2 separate regions of the Homo sapiens genome follow, and region 2 is linked to region 1. Evidence: chromatin contacts called from ENCODE Hi-C or POLR2A ChIA-PET data. All regions are on one chromosome and are shown on one strand. Each heading gives the region's core, a stretch centred on a gene start or an enhancer-like site at or near the end of the contact. The rest is flanking DNA. Distances are from core to core; before and after follow the strand shown. Region 1 has its middle 35 kb from the start of CCNI. Region 2 overlaps SEPTIN11 (septin 11).

Evidence for each region. Hi-C counts contacts between places; a loop is a spot of excess contacts on that map. ChIA-PET counts read pairs that join two places held with the same protein, here RNA polymerase II (POLR2A). Pooled maps may share reads with other maps.
Region 2: a map of heart left ventricle shows a loop between it and region 1 (2.0-fold over the local background). The contact joins two enhancer-like sites. A Hi-C loop is called at or near these places in 5 of 168 maps with a recorded cell type or tissue (CD4-positive, alpha-beta memory T cell, CD8-positive, alpha-beta T cell, endothelial cell of umbilical vein and 2 more), 1 of 37 single-sample maps with no recorded cell type and 9 of 50 pooled maps. POLR2A ChIA-PET finds 5 or more read pairs at or near these places in 18 of 52 experiments (AG04449, AG04450, BJ and 13 more).

What each region holds. Positions count from the first base shown.
Region 1 is chr4:77,039,224-77,043,260 of GRCh38, reverse strand. It overlaps a transcript of SEPTIN11 not described here. Among named protein-coding and RNA genes, the nearest start is that of CCNI, 35 kb to the left of the region's middle. Within about 2 kb of position 1,945, at least 2 of the 41 ENCODE cell types and tissues checked have a DNase peak (open chromatin) inside an H3K27ac peak, as active enhancers do.
Region 2 is chr4:77,000,220-77,004,256 of GRCh38, reverse strand. All of the region lies in intron 2 of SEPTIN11 (septin 11), which reads right to left. Among named protein-coding and RNA genes, the nearest start is that of SEPTIN11, 52 kb to the right of the region's middle. Within about 2 kb of position 2,181, at least 4 of the 41 ENCODE cell types and tissues checked have a DNase peak (open chromatin) inside an H3K27ac peak, as active enhancers do.

The DNA.
Region 1 (4,037 bases), core at 696-3,195:
CAGATGTTGAGCCAATGCACCTGTCTAAGCCCAGCTCTTTATGGAATGTTATTCTGCTCCCCGTTCCCCACCCTCAAACACACACATTTATTTGTTCTTTTGTGAGACAGGGACCAAAAAAATCTTGTTATAATAGCCTTTGCCTCCCCGGTCTAGGTGCCATAACTTTGGAAGAAACTTTCCACAATGGACTGAAAGGCTATTCATCTCACATCCCTACAAGTAACTGATTTGAGGCAGATGTGAAATCTTTTGTACCTCACGTGATGTTCCACTGACAACCAATAGGTCTCATTTATATATAGCTGTTAATCAGGAATAGCAAGGTAGGAAAGGGAGATGAGTAGACACCTAGGCTCCCAATTAGTCTTCTCAAATTAGCACATGCAACCTGGGCACAGTAGCTCATGCCTGTAATCTCAGTATTGTGGGCAGCTGAGGTGGGAGGAATGCTTGCGGCCGGGAGTTTGAGACCAGCTTGGGCAACATGAGACCCCATCCCTACAAAAAATAAAAAAATTAGCCAGGCATAGTTGCTGATGTCTATAGTCCTACCTACTCAGGAGGCTGAGGTGGGAGGATTGCTTGAACCAAGGAAGTCAAGGCTGCAGTGAGCTGTGATTATGCCACTGTACTTCAGCCTAAGCAACAGAGTGAGAGTCCAATAAAGAAAAAAAAAATTAATACAAGCAATCCCTTCACCAGCCCTGGGTATGCCAGTTGCTTGCTGGAGATTGACCTGAAAGACAGATGGCATCCTTCGCAAAAACTAGATACCATGGTCTTAAAAATTCAAGCACTAGGAACTCTGAAGTGAGCCACACTGCCATCACTGTCAGTCTCCAGGTGGGAAGATAAGTCAGTTGTGAAACAAAAGGTTTTAAAGGTGGCTTAAAAAAACTTTAATAGTCTTTTGTGTTTTTTATTTTATTATTATTTCTGAGACGGAGATGTGCTTTGTCGCCCAGGCTGGAGTGCACTGGGGCGGCCTTGCCTCACTGCAACCTCCGCATCCTGTGTTCAAGCGATTCTCCTGCCTCAGTCTCCTGAGTAGCTGGAATTATAGGCACGCGCCACCATGCCTAGCTAATTTTTGTATTTTTAGTAGACACAGGGTTTTACCATGTTGGTCAGGCTGTTTTCAAACTCCTGACATCAAACAATCCACCGGCCTCAGCCTCCCAAATGCTGGGATTGCAGGTGTGAGCCATCGCACTTAGCCACGTATTTGTTTGATACCAGACCTGTTTACCCATAATCTGGGCCAATAGCAGGCCAAAAATAAATAAATAAATAAATAAATAAATAAATAAATAGATAGATAGATAGATAGATAACCAAATAAGAAGGAACTTGATAAGCACTGTTGACGGGAAAAGAAGTTCGGTCAATTATTGGGGGTGAGGACCTGTTTCTATCTGTCCAGCTCAGTGCATAACCATTGAGAAAGTTGGATCTCTCCTTTACACGTGTGCTGGGCTAATCTCAAGGAGACCATCTAGACTATGCTCGTATTAAGGCAGAGTCTGTATCTGAAAAGAACTAATATTTGTTTAAGATTGATGAAGAACAAAAAGCCTATTACCAATGGAAACAGGTTTAGATGGCTCACTTCTCCCTGCTTTGCTTTTCCACAATCTTGTTTGAGATAAGCCAGTAATTTTTATTGCTAGTAATTATACCCAAGATGGTTTCACATCCCTTACTTGGTCAGCCAGGAGAAAATCTACCAGTTTTATCAACACTAGAGAAAAAGAACTGCCTATTGTAAAATGCCAAATGAATGGCAATCTATCTTAGGGGAATTGAGATGGCAAGGCACTCGGTTGGCCAGAGGTGTACATGATCAGGTTCCCCTAGGTAACTGGACTGAGGCTAACGTACTGATAATATTCTCAGTTCCCCAACTCCTCCCATTAACATGGTTCATATTAACTTCCTCTACTCTGGGAGCTAAAACAGAAAAACAAAAAAGGAAATAGCAACAACAGACATACATTTCTTACTTAAATATTGCCTAATTTGATTTTTAAATACTGCTCAAAAAATATTTACAATCTGATGCAGAATTTGTTTTTAAAATGATAGAATAAAGTTAAAATATCAAAATAGGGAGTTTAAGAATAAAGTCACTTATATGTAGTGATGACAGTAGTCTCACACAACAGGAACTACATGTTTAACTTGCAAAACTGATGTCATGCTCTGGCATCAGCTGGTAAGGAGCTGCTATTCCTTTCCCACTCCACTGGTCACATTACTAGCAGATTTCTGTCCTTACAGATTATAGTGTAGAATGAAGGGGATGGCTTTTGATGCTGACATTTTGATCATTTAATGGCTCACATGTATCTGACTTTACTTACATTTACTTAGTTTCTAAGTAAAGAAAGCAGCTTGCCAACTTGTTCATCCAATTGCTCTAAATAATCTCTTTCCAGGAATCAAGTGATTCAAGAGGCAGGGACTGTTGCTTCTTCATTTCACTGTCTAAAGGAACCATATGTTACCATTCTTATTCAGAGGGGAACACTCCTGAGGATCTTGATTAAAGGCAACTCATGCCACCAACGGTATTTCTATGATCTACCTACTATGGAGCTGAAAAGTAAAGATGGAAATAAGCCTATCTACAAACAGGTAATGAAATTGAAAGATAACAAAATATATGTCCATGCTTTATAATACATACGATTTGAAAATTGTCCCTTCACTATGAAAACTGCCCCCAAGAAGTGACTGCTAACTAAAGTAATCTAGCCCTGAATCTGACTCATCACAAACAGGTCAGCATTAGAAATCAGAGGCTTACTCAACTGGCAGAAGTATGTGTTTGGATATGGATGTTATTTTAAGTGATCAAGTCTGAATGCTTTGATTCTCAGCAGGTTTTTTTGCAGATATTGTAGAGAAATCCACCTAGGTAACTCTGAGAAGACAATGTGAATCAGAACCATTGTTAATGATGCTGTTATCTGGGAGAAGAGACATGTACTTGTTTGGGGTTCATTTCCCATGGTCCAAGACATATGGGTCTTGGTAAAAAGCTGTGGACACAAGGTACAGAGCTTCACAACAAATAAAAAGGCAGGGATGGGCCAGTAAGTTATTTTAAGGTATCTTTAAATATAAATTGAACCCCAGAGGCAGAAAAGTCATCTACCCAACACCGGCACATTTTAAACATGATTAGGATTTGTAGGTCAAAATCCCGTAACAAAAAAGGGAAGTTTTTGGTTGTTTCCAAAACAAGGAAAGCATGTTAAACAGAATCTTGTGACTTAAACTTCACTCAAGTGAGCTTAAAACTGGCATAATTTTGATACCAAAAGTAAGCTGAATAACCAATACAAAAAACAGAACTAACTGGAGTTTTTCTCCCCCAAAACATAGTCCCAAATCCAAAACAACTTATATAAGGGATGCAAGTAACAGAAAAAGTCAAATAAAACAACAGTGGTTCCTGAATTTAAAGGAAGGATGCCCACTTCTCTCTCTCTCAAGAGGCAGATGGTCAGCTGAAAAATAAAAACATTGTATCAATAGAACACTCCAAAGAAAAAAAATTGCAGCCATCTCTGTTCATGCAATATCAAATGATTTTTTTTTTTTAAAAACCCCAAACACCAAAACAACCCATAAAACTAACAAAAGGAAGGAAAATGTTGCTCGGATCTTATGACCTGACGGTTGAGGATCCTGATCAGGCTGTTCAGAATGTGGCTCATGGGACAGAAAGGACAGGAGTTACCATGAGATCAAGTTTGTGGGCCCTGGGTGTGGTGGCCCCCTCAGGTTAGGGTACACGCTGTCTTCAGTCCATCAGTTCTTGGATCAGCAGCTTCAAGAACATGATAGTTCTAAGCAAGGGGATCCCAGCACAAGACCTTGGGTCTTGGCCCACGTTTTCTGTTTCAGTCAATTTCCTTTTTCCTTTTTAATTAATATTATTGAATATGACTATTTTTGGTAGTGGTAAGTCACTTCAGTATCCACTATGGGCAGACATTGACAAGTACAAACAGCAGTGCAATATT
Region 2 (4,037 bases), core at 932-3,431, 39 kb after region 1:
GATCTCCCATGTGCAAAGCAGAGTAGCAGGTATCTGTAACCACTGTACCAATCACATGATGACACCCAAATGTGGGGCTATGAAGAACTGCAGCCCAACCCTCAAAATAACACCAAGCAAATTCTCTCTTAATTCTAATTCTTATTGTTGAGTCAAAGACAGTTGGCAATGAGAAAAAAACAGCCTTATGTTCGTGGTGGTGGTGGCTGAGCATATGATGATGGAGAGAAGCAGGTAGAAATCTAGAAACATTAGCCCTAGGGATACCTTTTTTCTTTCTTAATCTGGAAAATTTTTCAATTAGATTTCCAGCTCAATTTAAACTTGCCAATATAGAACAGCCCTTTCAACTACTTCTAATCCCAATATGTTCCTAGGAGCATCCCCTCTTCTAAGGACTGCTATAATGACTTTAAGGATGGTAGTGTTCTATGGAAAAAAGAAAAGCTCTGGGCAACCCTCCCACTATAATGACAAAATCTACTTACTAGTTATAAATTCTGTATTGTATACTCATTGCTTTCTAACATAATACAAAAGTGAAGGAGGATGAAGTCTTTCTGGATTTGAGCTTTCTCTGATTAGAAAAGCCTTATATGGCTTGCCTGTAACTATGATGATTCACTTATAGGATAAAAGTTGGTCAAGTATATTCATCTTACTCTTTAACCTTTCCTGTGTGTCCCTGAACATCTAAGATCACAGAATTTCCTCTTTAGTCAACCATCATTCAGCCAGTATTTTTCCAGTGCCTACTATATACAAGTTCTGTGCCAAGTTCTGAGAATTCAAGAAACTAGCCTGATAGGGTGTTCTCCCACATCTTAGAATCTGGTCTAGAACATGACTGAATAATACCAGTCAGACTCTAATTTATAATTATGGGAACACCATTCTAAGTGTTTGTCATAACCGCTTTCCTCTTATAAGCAAGACCATCCTTTACATCCATGGCCCTGCTAGTTGGCCACAGACAACCAGACCATGGCTAGGTCCCTGACCTCAAGGCAACAACAGAAGCCCAATCATTTCACTATGAGCTGGGGCTCCACATTGGAGAGTGGTCTATCTAATCACAGTTTTTCTCTTTGGGTATTTGAATGAGATACATGCAATCCCCACACAGCGTGATGGCATGAAAAAGAAACAATATACAAAGAGAGGTAAGTAAGCAGAAACCATGAGGCAGCAAAGGCTGTGTAAGTAAACAGAAGCCATGCTGCAGACAGAATGTAGGCTGGGAATACAGGAAAGAGCAGATAGATGGGGTAGAGCATCGGAAATCCATCATGAAATTAATGCTTGGGCGCTCACTGTGTGACAAGCATAGGTGCAGGGATGAAGTAATGAATAAAAACAGACACTGACACTGTTTGCACGTTTGTAACATCCTGAATGTCATTCCAGATCTCTATGGGGTCTGGCTGTGCAGCAGTTGAGACGGTTTCCTGTCTTCCTTACTTTCCTGAATAGTCTTACAAAAAAAAAAACCCTCCATAAAAGCAATATAAAACCAGTCTCTGCTCCCTAACCTGAAAGAGTTTAACAAGTTCACACTCACCATTCATGGCTTAACAAATTAACTTTGAGCAAAACAAAGTTACTGTGTAGTGGATACAGAAATAAAACAGAGTTCTCACTGCTAGTCAATACCGAAGGTACTTGAGTCATTTTAAGTACATGCTACAAGTGTAACATTCTCAAGCAGAGCCAACTTCTTTTCAGGATTTACCTATTTTTAGAACACAAAAGGCACAGAAGCAGATCTGCCCTATAAAAGTTTCTCCTTCATGGGAAAGGCTCTGTCAGTAGAAAGTGACCTACTTAACTTTCATCTTCTTCCCTAAGAATAGCAATAAAGACTTCAATTACATGGCAAGCATTCCAGGTTACCTGGACAAGACTGAAATTATCATCTTATTTTACTAGGTTGAAAATTGCTTAAGCACCCATGTGAATCAGGAACACCATACTTTTTAAAGGCATGGTAATTTTAATTATCATTTACATTAAGGTGGAAATTACAAACAATTAGCATACCAGGCCCTACTTACAGCACAGGGTTAATCAATGGGTTGAAAAAAACCACTGTTCCTCTAAACTTTGGTGTGCTTTGCTTTCCATTTCTATGGTCTGTGCTTTTAAGAGCTGTAATTAGACACGGCAACTCCAGCAGCAGTGTGATTCACCAAAAGCAGTTCAGCAGGAAATGACAGCTTTTGGAATAAAAGGAACTCTAGAAGAACTAGGGAAGTTTTTCAATGCATTAGCTTTTTTTCTTTAACAGACAGGGTCTCACTGTGTTCCCCATGCTAGTCTCAGACTCCTGGGCTCAAGCAATTCTCCTGCCTTGGCCTCCTGAAGCACTGGGATTAGTTTTTGAGGCTTCTCTCTAATCTTTGTAAGCGGAATCTCATCTATATTTTTGAGGACCCATAAGACAAAAATTTCTTTCTAACTGAATAACTAAAAGCCTACTAGGCATAGGTTCCAATTCAAACCAAACAACCATAACAATATTTTCAGAAAAGTCAATGACTAAAGTATTTCAAAACTCCCTAGCAGAATGCCTGGCACAAAGGAGACATTTATTAAAAGTTAATTGCAGGCCAGGCACGGTGGCTCACGCCTGTAATCTCAACACTCTGGGAGGCTGAGGCAGGCGGATCACCTGAGGTCAGGAGTTCGAGACCATCCTGGCCAACATGGTGAAACCCCGTCTCTACTAAAAATACAAAAATTAGCCAGGTGTGGTGGTGGGCACCTGTAATCCCAGCTACTTGGAAGGCTGAGGCAGAAGAATCCGTTGAACCTGGGAGGCGGAGGTTGCAGTCAGTGGAGATTGAACCACTGCACTCCAGCCTGGGCGACAGAGTGAGAGACTCCATCTTTAAAAAAAAAAAAAAGTTAATTGAAAACAAAAATGATCATGGTGATGATTTATACAGAGATATGCCACTGTGATAGATTTTTTTCAGAGTTTGTTGTTTATTTTATCATAAATTCATCTGCCTAAACACTCTATTGCTACAGTAATTAGAGACCTTATTAAAGTGCTATCTGGGACTTCTGTTTTTCCTATTCCTGCCAATGCTAGTAAACATGATGCCCACATCACAGGGGAAAGCAGTCCTACCTTTTCCATTCTATCCTCAGGCTTATTTAACCTACGAGCTCTAAGGTGAACAAGGCGGGGGAAAAACAGAGGGATTGTATTATTAATTAGAAGGTAACGGTAGATTGAACAAATTGTTGATCTGTGATTCAGCATCTTTCACTCTAATTGCCAAGACTGGCTACTTGAGTAAGTAACTGTGCATGGGGATCTGCCTGCCTTCCCTAATTATTCTAGATTTTACTCTTGGATGGAATCAGAGAGTCAGAAAGCTACATACCTAAGTTGCGTTGTTCTTGTTCCTCATAGAATCACCTTTGATGAAACATACTCCGGCATAAGATGAGCCAGCGTGTGGCACCTGGCATTTCATTAAACAATTGCACTGACTTAGAGGATGCCCAGGAACCCAGACCACTACATACACCAAATCTCTTTTCTGAAAATCCATGGAGAAATTTTTCCAGGTAAAGCTGTGTTTCATCTGGAGCAATCATTTTGTTTTTACTTTATAGATACTATAAATCTGTCGTATGTTAAACTTTTTGCTTGTGTTTAGCATATAACACATGCTCACTAAATATCTGCTAATGAATGAGTGAATTAATAAATTTTCTCCATGCTCTGACCACTAAGCTGAGAGAAAAATGTAATACTTCATCAATTAATTGCTATAGGCAGGCCTGATGGCACACTTTGAGTACTGACTCTATCCCTGGCTTCACCTTTATTTTCTGGGGTTAATTTTATCTTCATTCGTTTTACCCTATAAGCCATTTACATCCTTTCCTGGAAAAACAAGACGGGATAAAAATGTTTAAGATTTGATTATAAATTTCCACAATTTATGTTGACACTATAGCCTTGGCTAAGATGGCCTTACACTTACCTGTTTTCAATTCCTGTTCTCTCATCCCCTCAA